Regions from separate parts of the Homo sapiens genome. Here region 2 is linked to region 1. Evidence: chromatin contacts called from ENCODE Hi-C or POLR2A ChIA-PET data. All regions are on one chromosome and are shown on one strand. Each heading gives the region's core, a stretch centred on a gene start or an enhancer-like site at or near the end of the contact. The rest is flanking DNA. Distances are from core to core; before and after follow the strand shown.

Region 1 (7,514 bases), core at 4,945-7,444:
GGCAAAGCCCAGCTTGAGCCTGCCAGCATCATTGGCCTCCTTGGGGCAGCTATGGGGCGCAGGAAGAACGTGGCCCCCTCCAGGCTGCTGCAAACGGAAACCCAGGTCAGGCCCCTGAGGATGGCTTACGGTCCCCCACACCCCACTCCTTGGTGACCTCTTATTTTCACCGAGATTGCTGAAATAAAGAAGATTCAAATAGAGGATTTCTCTCCTCAAACATAGAGACAAGGGAGTGTGGATTCTTCCCAGAGAAAAAGCAAAATCCAGTCAGCTGCCTGCAGGCCTTCAAAGCATGAAAATTGAGGTTGTTTCACAGTCTATGGAAGCAAAAATCTTCACCAAATTGTGCAGTTGGATGGTTTATATTTGCACTTCTCTCCTCTTCCCCTGAGGACCCCTTTCCAAATTTTCAGCATCTCAGCTCATGTGATGGAAATATGTGTGTGGCCTCTAATATGTTAGCTCACTTGCTCTGGGCTGAAGATGCCTAGTGGCTGACATGTGTCCAGGACTTGTCTTCAAGGCTGCTTTCAAGATCCTCTAGGTTCCTGTGTCTCTCCCCAGGGTGCCAGGACTTGGAGTCAAAACCAAATACAGGACATGACAATTTACCCAGTTAACAGACCATTTACCCAGTTAGTAGAGCTGGAGCTCTATTGGTTCTTTGAGGAGGCACATGGCCAGCTGGCAAGAGTGTCGACTGAATGAGAGGAGCTGGTTGACAGTCCCAGGATGGACACTGCCTGGCTGTGTGATGATCGGCACAGGGATCGTCCCAGGACCTGGGACTCCCCACCTATAAAATAAAGCTATGTGCCTGGATGACCCCTAGGGCCCCTTCTAGCGTTCGGTCCTTTGGTTCTGCTATGAAACTTCCTCATGTCCCCCTCATGTCCACTTTCACCAATTTCCAGCAAGCCTTGGATTCAAATAAGATATAATTTGCCCAGATTTCTTTCTAGATATAGAATAGAATCTCCTCACCCACTCAGGCACATGAGAACACTATAGTAAAAACAAAACAAACTATTATTTTCTATAAAAATTTAATTTAGAAAATAGGAATTAAATCAAATATTTCTTAAATCACTTTAATAAGTTCACAAAATTGAAGAAATCTATTTGTTCTCTGAAGATAAGACTTGGAGCCAGAGGTTCAGTTCCATTTTTCAAATGGCTTGGGTTGGGGTGAAGGAGAGGGAAGTATATTCATATATAAAAATGATTAAATGAAAATTTAATCCTTGATTATCCTCCTAACAGCTGCTGATGGAAAATCATGCATGCTCACCAAATTTTAAAGTGCCTGGGCTCTGTGCTTTCAAATTAAGATTTTTTTTTTTTTTTGCAGTCATTTGACTTTTAAAGTTGTAATGAATGTCTGTTTTTCAAAGCATCCAGCATAATGCAGAGAGCAACTATTTTAAGAAGCATTGTGTAGAAGTAATCTGCTCATATCCCCAAATCCCTGGATCTCTCTGCACTCTCTTGGAGCTGCTTCTTGGTCTGCATTCCGTCCTTCGTCCACCGTGTTTTCTATTTTCCCATTTGCTCTTTCCTGCCTCTCAGTACTGGGTGGTCAGGATGCTCCACTTCTCAGCCTGTGTTGGAGCAAGTGTTCTCAAAGTGTTACCCTCCAGCCAGCAACAACAGCATCACCTGGGAAATCATTGCAATGCGAAATATTGGGCCCTACCCTGACCTGTGGAATCAGAAACTCTGGATATACTTCGGCCAAACAATCTGGTTTTAACATATCCTCTGGGTGATTCGGATGCAGAAGGGATTAAGAATTGGAGCAGGAAAAGACTGTAGGGTGGATGGATGCAGCCTTTTTTATTTCATCAGTCATGGCTTTGTTTCCTGAGCACCCCAACATCCATCTTTTTTGAATAGCTGTCCTTATGTTAAATTATCTTATCTGTAGAAATGTTCAAATCTTATATTTAAAAACATGATGGGAGGAAACAGGCATCTTTTGTGACTTTTGTTCTATCCCAGCCTAATCATGCTTTTTAATTCCTATGACCTCTCTCCATTAGGCTCTCTCATTTGCCAAAAAAAAAAAAAAAAAGTCAATATTGCTATGAGTATGTTGCACCAAAGTAAAATTAGAAGTGAAACATCTAACTTTGATTTTAATGTCTCTCAAATTGAGTTTGTAGAGAGTCTGAGCTTTCTCAAGTTTGAACATCATTGATCTAGAACCGTGAGGGTTTCAAATGTGAGTCAGCAGACAGCTCCTGATCCACGCTGAAGTTCTTGTCAGAATAAGGCAAGATGTTTAAGTGAAGAGAGTTTTGTTTTTGTCTTGTTTGCATTTGTTTGCCTGCTTGTTAGGACAAATGACTCCATTTAAATATCTGTTTATGTTCTGGATTATATCCATCTAACTTTTTGTTAATATGTTCTTTACATTCATTGATGTCTATCTATATTTAACAAAGCAAACACTGGGGAACCCTGAGGGACACCCCTCTTAAAAATTGCTGGTGGCAAAATGCAAAAAGTCCAGGAAACACAGATACAGATAATTTCTGAGGTTTTTGTGTGCTTTCAAAATTCTAGCATCTCATCCTCATCTTTCTACTTTCTCAATCTCAGGTGAAAATAGATTTCAAATCTTCTCATGATAGAATTGATTCCTGGGCTTTTTCATGAAGAAAATAAGTCTATGGTTCTGTTACAGATGTTCAGAGGGCAGGGTCTGTCCAGGCCAGAGCTCAACATGAAACTCAGCACACCCTTGGTAGGATTCTCATTGCTGGTCACAATGAAGACCAAGGGCTTTCTATTGCAGAAATAGCTTTCATCAGTAACACAGCCTCTGAGGCAAGCTGTTGCACTAAAGCAAAGATTCGAGGGATGTGTTTCCTCCATGATGATTTTAATGTTCTACAAGCTAATGCGTCTCAGATTCTCCAGACTCTACACCAGGAGAGACTCTGTCATCATCATTAACTGGAGGCTGCTGTATTTGCATAGATACTCTATTTGCTACATGTTATGGGCTTACTGTGTGCTCCCAAAATTCATATGTTGAAGCCTTACCCCAGGACCTTAGAATGTGGCTGTATTTGGAGATAGAGTCTTTAAAGAAGTAATTAAGATAAATCAAGGTCATTAGCATAGGCCTTAATCCACTATGACTGGTGTCGTTATAAGAGGAGGAAATTAGGACACAGATACATACCTTACAGAGGGAAGGCCACGTGAAGACACAGGGAGATGGTCTTCTGCAAGCCTAGGAGACAGGCCTCAAAAGAAACAACGCTGCAGACAACTAGGTCTTACACTTTTAGTCTCCAGGATTGGTGCTTTAAATATCTGTTGTTTAAGCCATTCAGTATGTGTTTTTTTGTTATGACAATCCTAGGAAACAATACACTACCGAGGTTGTGAATCATGATGCATGTGCAGGAGAAGAGTACTTTTCTGACCAAGAGGGTAGTTTGGGCCTCTCGAATATAGTGGAAAGTATTTCCGAGTAAGATTCTTTTCTAAGAATGAATTAATGGCATTTGCAGCAACCTGGACAGAATTGAAGACTATTATTCTAAGTGAAGTAACTCAGGAATGAAAAAGCAAACATAGTATGTTCTCACTCATAAGTGAGAGCTAAACTATGAGGATGCAAAGGCATAAGAATGATACAATGGACTTTGGGGACTCAGAGGGAAAGGGCAGGAAGAGGGTGAGGGATAAAAGACTACAAATTGGGTTCAGTGTATACTGCTTGGGTGATGGGTACACCAAAATCTCACAAATCACCACAAAAGAACTTATGTAACCAAATACTTTAACTGTTCCCCAAAACCTATGGAAATAAAAAATTAATAAAAAGATTCTTTTTCTAATGTCTATGGCTGAATTATGAAGTTTTCTCAACCTGATTTCTCTGCAGCCTTCTGCTAACTCTTTCAGAGGAGCAGTGAATATTATTTCTGGTAGGACCTACACACTTTTCCAGTTAACTTGCCTCAGGCATCTCATCTTCAAAGTTTCCCATAATGTTCACAACTGGCTTTCTATTCAGGAAAACATTCCTATAAAGATAACCTTCTTTCTCACCCGAAGATGTCTCAAAGCCAAAAAAAAAAAAAAAAAAAAAGGAAGAAGCCACTAGCCAGAGGATTCAGTTGTAAGACAAGTACAGGAACATTCAGCCCTTTTGACCTCCTGGGTCTTTCTCAATCCCGGGGCAGCACCATTCAGTGGGTTTCCCATGGAAAATCCTGATCTAATACTACCCATCCCCAGATAGAGCTCTGGAGACAAGGGCAATGGGAAGGATGTTTAGAAAGTAGAAAGAACAGGAAGTGAGTACAGCAACGATGGAAAGGAAAAACTCAAAGTGAGAGAGAAAACAAGAGTCATAAAAATTAGCACAAAGGAAGGAGAGAAAAAAGAGAACAAAGAGGAGAAAATAAGAATAAAATTAATAAGGGGGGGAAGAATTAGGCTATGTATGACAATCACGTGTTATAAAGTAGTCATGGAATAAAACGAGATTAAAATACCAAAGAGGACTAGTTAAAAATGTGGCCCCAAATGTGTGCATGCGTGTGTGTTTGTAAATGGTACTCATGATCTAAAGCCAAAAAGTCAAACTGGACCTAATGCTGTGAGCAGAAAAACATGATATAGATGCTCATTAGTACTGCTTTAAGTGCCTTTTGTTGATTTTAGTCACTTGTTTCTTTAAAGTGACCATATTTTCAGTAGTGTTATCAATGTTTGTTAGTAAATCATATCACATGTGTGAGTTTCCACATGTGGGTTCACATTCCACTTTCATTTCAAATCCAAGATCTGGCCTTAGTGAGGGTCCATCTTTTCTTCTGGTGGCTATTAGGTTGATAATTTAGTCAATGACTCTGATTCATAGAATGAATTCAACATTTTTTTTTTCTTTTTAGAGACAGAATCTTGCTCTGTCACCCAAGCTGGAGTACAGCAGCACAATCATAGCTCACTGCACCCTTGAACTCCTGGGCACAAGGGATCCTCCCATCTCAGCCTCCTTAGTAGCTAGGACTACAGGTGTACACTACCATGCCCAGCTAATTTTTTAATTTTAGTAGAGACAGAGCCTTGCTATGTTGCCCAAGCTAGTCTTGAACTCCTGGACTCAAGCGATCCTCCTGCCTTAGCCTCTCAAAGTGCTGGGATTGCAAGTGTAAGCCACCATGCCTGGCCAAATAGATATTTTCTAAAGGAATTATACCATTCATTGCTGTCAAGGGTTGTGCCTGGATGTAAGGAGAGAGACTATTCATCAGACAGAAGAGGAGATAAAATCAGAGAGGCCAGATGTTTCTTAAAAGACCACACATTCATTGAAATTCAGACCAGTTACTCAACCTCTCTGAGATCAGTTATGTCTTTTCTCAAATGAATGTTTTATAATAGTTGTTTCAAGAATTTTTGAGAATATTAAAAAAAAAACAATGCTTAGAAAGTAAATAGCACAAACCCAGAGCAGCTGCTCAACGCATGTTCAGCACACACACAGGCACACACACACAGTTAGCAATACTCCACCCTTTGCATGTACATACAGGGCAGATAAAAAAAAAAAAAAGGCTGGAGCATGACTATGCAAAAAAAATTTTATAATAGTTTTTAATGAAGGAAACATCTCCAAAAATGTACTTATATAAAATATATTTCCTTCTCTATTGATACTGAGGCAAACACGCTTATAAATGGAGTTATCGGTTGCTCCCAAGTGAAGCTGCTTACACACATGAACAGACACATGTGTATATGTAGTCCTGTGCTGTGCTTGCTATCTTAGAGGTAACCCCCAAAGGACGCTGGCTCCTTTCTTCTATTTCCTTGAAAAGGCACTAAAGGGAATTTAAAAGAGAAAAATTATGGAACGTGGACAGCAATGAAAATATCATTTCACTCAGGTTCATAAATCATTTAAAAATTTCTTCTCTCATTTCCCTCCACCCCGCAGATTTATTGAAAATTTATCACCAGTCCTTTCAGGGAAGCTTTTCCCTGTTTAGAAGAGAGAGGAGAATTTTGACCTAAATTGCCTAAGAGCTAAGCCAGAATACCGTTGAAGTTCTGTGGCTCCATTTCAAAACTAGCTTGTGTTTTACAGAATTTCAAACATCCAAGTCACTTCCAGTCACAGGAGCTAAAATTGGCCAGGGTGGAACTTGTGGCTGTCAGAACTGATAAACATTTCCTGAATGCCAATTGGTTGGAGAGCCATGTCTCTGCATGCCATTAAAATAGTCTGAAGTCTACCTCAACATGTAACCCCAAGTTCCAACTGCTTGTCGGGAAATTGAGACTTTGTTTGAACAAGCTCAACCAACTTTTTTAGTCCCACATTCTGTGGTCCAGGGGTCTTATGAGGGCTGAGATCTCGGGGGGAACAGGCCAAGTCCTCCTGTTTCATGCTGGGATAAGAATAATCAAGCTCAAATCCCTTCTGCCCAGGGATCAGGAACTGTCTGCATGCACTAGTGCCTTTCATGAACCTCAGACAGGCCCTCATGTCTCAAGAACAGAAGAAATAACAATCAAATCAAAGCATCCGGTATTTGCTATGGGACGATAAAATGGGTTTGACAATGACTATGACTTTTTTCTGTGTTGGAGGATCTTTCTTCTCTAAGGCACAGTTTTTCCTTGGCAAAACTGAGAGAGGGTGTTGCTTTTTTGCCACCTCCCTACATTTCCTTCCTCTTCCAATCAGTGACTCTTGCCAGCTAAGCATTTACTGCACAAATCTAAATTATCCTGCTACCATCTTCTCAATGGATTATTGACATATACTCTCAGAACCTCACTGATAGAAAGGGGTTTTTTTGCTCCCTACTGACAAATTCAACCAGAGCCAGTTTAGGCACAAGGAGAACTTAAGAGCTCAACTGGATGCTGGAAGGGCATGGATGTTATGGGCCCCAGGGACACCAGGAATCAGGAATTGTAATTCCACCACCTTCCTCTCTCATCAATGCTTCTGTCTGTGTCAGCTCCATTCTCTCCTACATAGATGAGCTTCTTTGGTCATGAGAGACATGGTTGCTTACAACTCCAGTGCCTCGTATCACAGCACCAGAGAATTTCTTTTGGAGCCTGAGTTCAAAAATGCTGAAGAAGTGCTTTGACTGTGTTAATATGAAAAAAAAAAAAAAAAGGCCTACATTAACAGAATAACCAACTGATGTCAGCAGGCTAAGATTCTATAATTGGTCCAGTTTGTTCAGGGGGTGAGATCTGTTAGAGCATGACAGATCTCACTTGAACTACTGAATGAGAAGGGGAGTACTGTATTTCTAGAAGAACGAATAGACAGAGTTATATATGTTTATCAGAGAAATCAACAAATGCTTGTAAAACAAATCTCTCTCCCACATCTAAATCTGAATACAGATAAGTAACTGAGGCCAGAACCCAAGGATGTTTAGGTCATAGGTCCAGGCCTCCACAATCCGTTGAAGGAAGCCACACACCATTACTCTCCTTATCAGCATTTCTTCAAC
Region 2 (7,053 bases), core at 4,313-6,812, 330 kb after region 1:
TCAGTTTGTTCATTAGTTAAATGGAAATTCTGTCCCCTGCCTATGGAATACTCAGTCATGTTGCTCAGGAGGAAAGGAGTTAAAGTTACACAAATGGAATTGAGCTGAATGAAACTCACACCTTTTATGCAAGGGAAGTTCCATGTTCTTCAAATGCCCAGAAGGTCATATTTTTTTGACCCTCAGTGAGTCACTTCATCTCTCTATGTTTCCTCAAATATAAAACCATATGGTCAGATGAGGTGATCCCTGAAGCTGTCAGTACTGCTATTCTAGAGATCTGTAATATCATGACACCATCCTTCTTTGCAACGTAGTAACCAACATGGCAGCTGGCAGATGCAATTAGCCAAGCGGCTCTTTTCAAGGCTAGGTTAATCCATGGTTTGAGAACCAACCTGTGGAATCTCTGAGCTCTGTGTTAGTTATCTCCCAGAGTGGTCCCTGACACTCTTCTTCTCATCCCTTGGAGGATACAGTGGTCTCTGTAAGTGCCTATCATAATGCTTCTGCTTCTCCAGCATTCTACAACTGACACCATCTTAAGTTAGAACCTGCGCCATGTAATTAGATTTCCTTGCTACAGATGCTGTGCCCCTTTAGCTTGAAAGGAGAGAGACACTTCACCCAGAGATGAGAGGTTAGCAATGCTGTGTGTCTGCTCACTAGTGATCACTTCAGCTAGGCAAGAAAAACTCTGTCATTAAAATGGGGCCTTTGTCCTCTCAACAGCTGCTCCAAAGAACTGGAGAAAAGAGATTTTTAACTGGGCCACACAAAACTAAGATTCTAACCCCACTGACTTGGGAGAGCAGGAAGCAGGAGATAATTACTCCAGCTCTTTATAAAGGTAATTTGCAACACCAACACTTTACATTCCAACAATGACTGTAGCTCACATGGTAACAACGGATGCAGCAGAACACATCTCCCTTCCTAGAACCTCAGTGAAGTTCATGGACATGACCAGAATATAGTTTATTAGAAAGACCATCCGTTTTGCAATTTTGCAGGTGCAAGTTCTTGTTCTGGCTCTAGCTCTATGGTTACTACATGTGAGATTTGGGGCAACTTACTTACCAAAATCTCTATTCCTCTATTTGCCTATATATAAAATGAGCATGAGAATGGCTTACACAGTGAGAAAGAAATGAGATACTGGGAGAGCTAACTCATATTTTTTCCATCTCTTCCTGCGCATGCGCTCCTTACTATCCTAATCTATAAGCACTTGGAGAATAAGGAAACCACTTCAAGCCACTTTATTTTATTTTTACATGCAAAGTAACCAAAATGGAATATTTGGGTATCTCTTATGCTTATACATCTTTGTGGCTACTCTGATTCAGGAATAGAGTTCAAATTCCTCAAGCTTGGCCAATTGGTCCTTCTAATCTGACGTCTGGAAATACATGGGTCATAGTAACCACTCTCATCACAAAAGATCCTACATGCCTGTGACATGAGTTGTGGAGTTCCTTGTGCCCTGGAAAGCCATTTGCTGTGTTACTCTTGCTTGCCTTGTTCCAGCTGGGAAAAGCCATCTCTGATGCCCCCTCCTTCATAAAGCTTCATGCTGACATTTATCCCTCCGTCCCCTGGGCCCCCACGATACTCATTCTGTATATCCTATAGGGCTTAGCACAGTCAGGCTTACAGTACAGTTACTTGCTGCTGCCCTCCCTCCTGGACTGTAAATCTTTTGAGGAGATCCCTTACAACATTTAGCGCAGATCCAAGCAATGACATCTGCACTGACTATGATGATAAAAAAAAATTGCAGAGGCATTTCCAAAGGTATAAAGCACTACTGAAAGCAAAGTATTTTTGTTCTTTTGATTATGGGTCTCCCCCAGTGCGCTAACCTTCGTTTGGGAGAACTCCATGCTTCCCTTCTGCTCTGCCTTTAGCCTCTCCAACATGGATGATCTAAGACCCACTGCCACTGGAACCTCAACCCAGTTCCAACAGGCAGTGTCCAGCCCCCTGCTCAGGGCTCATAAGGCTAAGCTCAGAGAAATTCAGCACTTGACACCCACTAGTCAGTGATTCTGGAGACTGCTGGACTATCAGAATGAGAGTTCAACTACCTTATGCTTCAAATAGTCTTTGTAAGTTGTACTAGCTGGTCTGGGAGTTTAAGCATCATTTATTACACTGTAGTTAGGTTCTTCACAACTGAACTGCCAGTAGACTTTAGGAATTTCCTCCTAAATCAATGGTTGACTTTATGAAGAACAAAACTATTGTAGAATTTGAAGATTAATTTGAGAATTAAAGTGCTTACAATTGATGTAAACTGATTACCTCCTTTTATGAATAAAGAAACTGAGAACCAGAGAGGTCATCCAGGTAGTTAATGATAAAGACTGAAATCGAGGCCTCAGACTTGTCAGTTCAGCGCTATTCCAATTACACCATATTCCTGTAATTATTACTAATATTTTAGTAGATGTGAGAACAAAGGCAAAAATTGAAGAATGATGGCAGGGCAAGCAAGTCATTTGCAAAGAGGTAAGGTGACTATGCCGATGCCAGTAGCTAGTTTTTAATTAATCTATCAGTATACTCTTAAAGCATAAATTGTGGGGAAGCCTGAGTGGAGGAGCTTTCCATAGACTCCCAGTAAGTAGCTGTTGTTCTTGAGGGCTCTAACTCATGTGATAGGGACTGTTGTGGCCACTACTGGCAGAGGCTGAAACCACAGTGGACAACCACTGATGACTGACAGCCACCCTTATGACGATGGATAAGCACAGAGATTATTTTTAAACCACTGGGCTCTTGTTTTTCTCCCTTTTACTAACTCGTCTGATCTTCCTGCACCCCTCACTTGCAGGATTCTCTCTTTCTTGCCGGGCTTAGCCGAATTACAATTAGTCTGTAAGTTCTCACACCCAACTCCAGTCCATTTTCTCTAGTAAACATTCTTTTATTTAGTTGTCCATTCAACAAATATTTTTTGAGCAAAAACTAGATGCCAGATCCCATTCTAGGATACACGGATGAGTAGGGCAGTGGTTTAAATGCTTTTGTTCCCTTCCAAACCCAGATATTGGAAATTTAATCCCCAATGCAATAGTATCTAGAGATGGGACTAATCCATTTCGCCCTCATACATGGATTCATACTCCTATGGATAACAGGCATGCGAGAGTGGGTTCACTCTCTCCTACTCTTCTGCCATGTGAGGACATAATGTTCCTTTCTGAGGGTTGCAGCACTCAAGGCACCATACTGGCAGCAGAGAGATCAGGTAAGTTTCTTGCATCTTGACCTTGGACTTTCCAGTTTGAAGAACTATGAGAAATAAATTTCTGTTCCTTATAAATTACCCAGTCTGAAGTATACTCTTATAAAAGCACAAAATGACCTAAGACAATTAGTGAACAAAACAGCCTGCCTGCCCTCATGAATCTTACATTCTAGTGGGGAGAAAGGAGATAGGAAAACAAACAACCCAAAAACTATGTTTATATCTATATGTGTGTGTGTTTACACAGACAGAGATATATCTGACATACATACAAACCTATATGTAATATTTAGATACAAATTCATGTATGTATATGCATATGTGTGTATATGCATATGTATGTGTGTATATGTACATACAATACACATATGTATACATATATATAATATAATAAATATATATTAATCAAATGGCACAGATTATTAAGGAAAAACCAGAGAGGATATGGGGACAAGCTTAAAGACGGGGGGATCTAGCCGGGCATGGTGGCTCATACCTGTAATCCCAGCACTTAGGGAGGCTGAGGCAGGTGGATCACGAGGTCAAGAGGTCGAGATCATCCTGGCCAACATGGTGAAACCCCATCTCTACTAAAAATACAAAAATTAGCTGGGTGTGGTGGTGTGCACCTGTAGTCCCAGCTACTCAGGAAGCTGAGGCAGGAGAATCACTTGAACCAGGGAAGTGGAGGTTGCAGTCAGCCGAGATTGTGCCATTGCACTCCAGCCTGCCTGGTGACAGAGTGAGACTCTGTCTCCAAAAAAAAAAAAAAAAGATGGGGGGATTTGATTTAGACAGGCTGGCTAAGGATACCCTTTCTGATAGAGTAACATGCAAATGGAGACCTAGGTGAAATGAGCTCTCACATCTCTAAATAGTTTCTACCTGCAGAGTCAGAACCCTATGGTTAATTCCTTAATTCTCTTAATGTATTATATTTTTGTTCAACAAATATTTACTGAGCACAAACTATGTGACAGACCCTGTGGACTAGATGATGACCACATGGCAGAGAATGGAATGGACATGGCTATGCTTTCGTGGAGCTCAAGGTCTAGTACAGGAACTGGCATCCTTAACCACATGAGTGTGAAAAGGGCACTGGGCCGAGCTATGCTGGCTTTGCTACTTCTTTATCTCCAGCAGAATCCAAAGTGGGACTGCTATAGATATTAAGCCCCAGGAGAAGAGTCTGCTGGAAGTTGACATATCTCTGCAAAGTGCTCCAGGGAAAGGGGAGTTTCCCCTACAGTTCTGTTGAACTGTCATTTGTGGGGTCCATCCCAGTGGCAGTGCACATAAGATCATCACCTCAGATTTAAAGTTGATAACTAGAACACAAATTCTCACATTCTCTTGCCATATTATATAGTCAAATGTTTTTATGTACATCTTCTTTTGTAAACATTCTAGCAATTCTGTGCACTAGGTAGAACTGCACGAGAAGGCTAGAAGTGGAAACATTCACAGTTGGAAAGGACCTTTGAGGATATCTGATCCAACTTTTTACCTACTGCTGGGTTCCTGTCCTCAGCATTTCAGAGCAAGGGCCACCCATCTCTGCCTCAACATCTCTAATGACAAGAAACCTATGATTATGAGGGAAATCTCTTCCATTTCTTGATAGTCCAATGGCTTGTTAGTGGCCAGGTAGGATAAATTCCATGTTTTCTAACTCAGAGTCAAGTGGTCTTTTCACTGGGATCCTCTCCTGGAAGGCCGCTGCCGAGGAAGCCTTTCATGGAGAAGGCCTGGCCTGGGGAAACCTACGCTCCAGGTCACTCCAGCTGAGCCTGGGCCCCTCTTCCTCAGGATGAGGTGGTGGCTCCACCCCAGTGACCCTTGCCCCATAAGTGCATGTTGCCAGAAAGTATAACCAGAGCATTGTGACCAGATCCAAAAGTAAACACAGATAATGCAGAGGAACAGGCTGTCCCGAGGATTATTATTTTGAAGTAGACTATATGTGGGGGTTCATTTAATCCAATTGTCTGACAACTGTTTATTGAGAAGAAAGTATGAATGGCTCGGCAGCACCGGGAAGGATTTTGGCTTTCAGACATCTAATCTACTAAGCCCTCCAAAATACAAACCGAGGGCGGCATGCTGTGGGAGGGCCATGGTGAACAAGTCCATTTAAGGGCACATGAGCACTAGGAGGCTTTTCTAGGTGAGACACAAGCTCGCTGTGGTGGGGGCTGACATGCTCAGGGCTTCCTTTCCCCTTCTATTTCCTTCTCCAAACCTGGCTCCCGGGAGTCCCAAAAGTCATGGTGAGTAGTAGAGTCATCCCCTTGAAGCCCAGTATCCCAGAGCCCTGCCATGCACGGGCTTTGAGTGCTGAAGCCAAGGACACAGAGCTCCAGGGCACCTCACAGCCTTTGCTGCATGAAACAGACACTGGCAGGCTTGAGGACAAGCTGGAGAGGGTGAGGGAAATGCTGAGGACTCAGAAATCAACAACTCGAGGAGGCAGAGCTCCAACCCTCCTGCTGGGGGTGGATGGGGAGGCATCAGAGCATTGAACCCCTTGCACATAGACAAGGGAAGAAGATGAAAGAAAGACAACTCACTCAGTAACTGTATCAGAGAACCACAAAGTCGGGCATTTAGATATAACTTGGTCCTGGGTTAAAAAAATTTTAAAGCTTTGTAACCCTTGGTTGAAATAAAATCACAGCTGGAGCATAAACAAATAAAGAAAGTAAAAGCTGAGTAACTCTGGGATCAGAGAGCTGGAAACACTCCCAAATATCCTGCACCAAACTGCCTCTCCCCAGGCAGTGACCCTAGAGTGGGCCCTACACAGCACTTGGAAAGCACTGTTCAAAAACCACCAAGTAAGACTCACCACCTTTTCGTTTTACAAATAAGGAAACTGACATGCAGCAAGTAAGGGCTTCCAGCTCACCTGTCTCACAGGCATCCTGGTGCACGCTATTCCTATCCCACACAGAAGGTTGAGAAGGGTGTCCTTTCCCTGATATCTACTCAGAGGGACATTCAGGAGGTTCTCTGGAGAATAGGGCTATCTCCAAACAGCTACACCTATTAATTTCTTTCCCTGATGGGGTTCCCCAGAATCAATTAATAGGGCATGGTGAAGTCAATGAATTGGCAGGCTGGACAGCAGCCATGCACTGATGAGGTCTGGGAAACCAGGGAAGCGGCTTATTTGGCAAAATCTGTGTTACCAGGTTCAGGGAGGTGGGGGCCTTCACTTTCTGGTACCATTTTCATTTATGTTATCCCTCATACCACCCAACATCCCTGTAAAGTTCATAAGAGAGGAAACTATGAGTTCCATTTTATACTTGAAGACAATGTAGCAGAAAGAGTTCAGATGACTTGTCTGAGGTTGACAGAATGAATAGCAAAGTTGGGAGTTAAATATAGATTTTCTGACATAGTTTAGGACTCATTCAATCTCATTATGCTGACTGCTCAGAAAATATTCTCTCCGTGTCTGGGCTGTTTCTTGGATACTTTATGCCGTATTCACCAAATAGGGCAACAACAGTTCATGCTGCCTGTGTAAATAGAAGGTGGTGTCTCAGTCTAAGATTTCACTGTGACCTGGGCTGTAGCAATATTTACACAAATTAAGTTTAGGATATTTGAGAGCTTGAGAAGAACTTAATAAATATCTGTGGAATGAAGGAAAGAAAGAAAAAAAGGAAAGACAGAAACATTCATGGGTGGCAGGCAAAAGATTGTCCTCTATGGGAAAATTCCAAGGAACCTTTCATCAGGCAGCATTCCTGGTCCCACAAACTCCAGCCAGCCTGAAAATCGGA

What was found. A loop is a pair of places that touch in the nucleus more often than their neighbours do. ChIA-PET counts read pairs that join two places held with the same protein, here RNA polymerase II (POLR2A). Pooled maps may share reads with other maps.
Region 2: a loop to region 1 is called in a map of ascending aorta, with 2.0 times the contacts of the local background. The contact joins two enhancer-like sites. A Hi-C loop is called at or near these places in 1 of 168 maps with a recorded cell type or tissue (ascending aorta) and 3 of 50 pooled maps. POLR2A ChIA-PET finds 5 or more read pairs at or near these places in 1 of 52 experiments (AG04449).

Annotation. Positions count from the first base shown.
Region 1 is chr18:45,247,356-45,254,869 of GRCh38, reverse strand. It overlaps a transcript of SLC14A2 not described here. Among named protein-coding and RNA genes, the nearest start is that of SLC14A2-AS1, 250 kb to the left of the region's middle. Within about 2 kb of position 6,194, at least 7 of the 41 ENCODE cell types and tissues checked have a DNase peak (open chromatin) inside an H3K27ac peak, as active enhancers do; they include ascending aorta, where a contact is called at or near this core.
Region 2 is chr18:44,916,325-44,923,377 of GRCh38, reverse strand. The region is part of intron 3 of SETBP1 (SET binding protein 1); the gene reads right to left. Among named protein-coding and RNA genes, the nearest start is that of MIR4319, 50 kb to the left of the region's middle. Within about 2 kb of position 5,562, at least 8 of the 41 ENCODE cell types and tissues checked have a DNase peak (open chromatin) inside an H3K27ac peak, as active enhancers do; they include ascending aorta, where a contact is called at or near this core.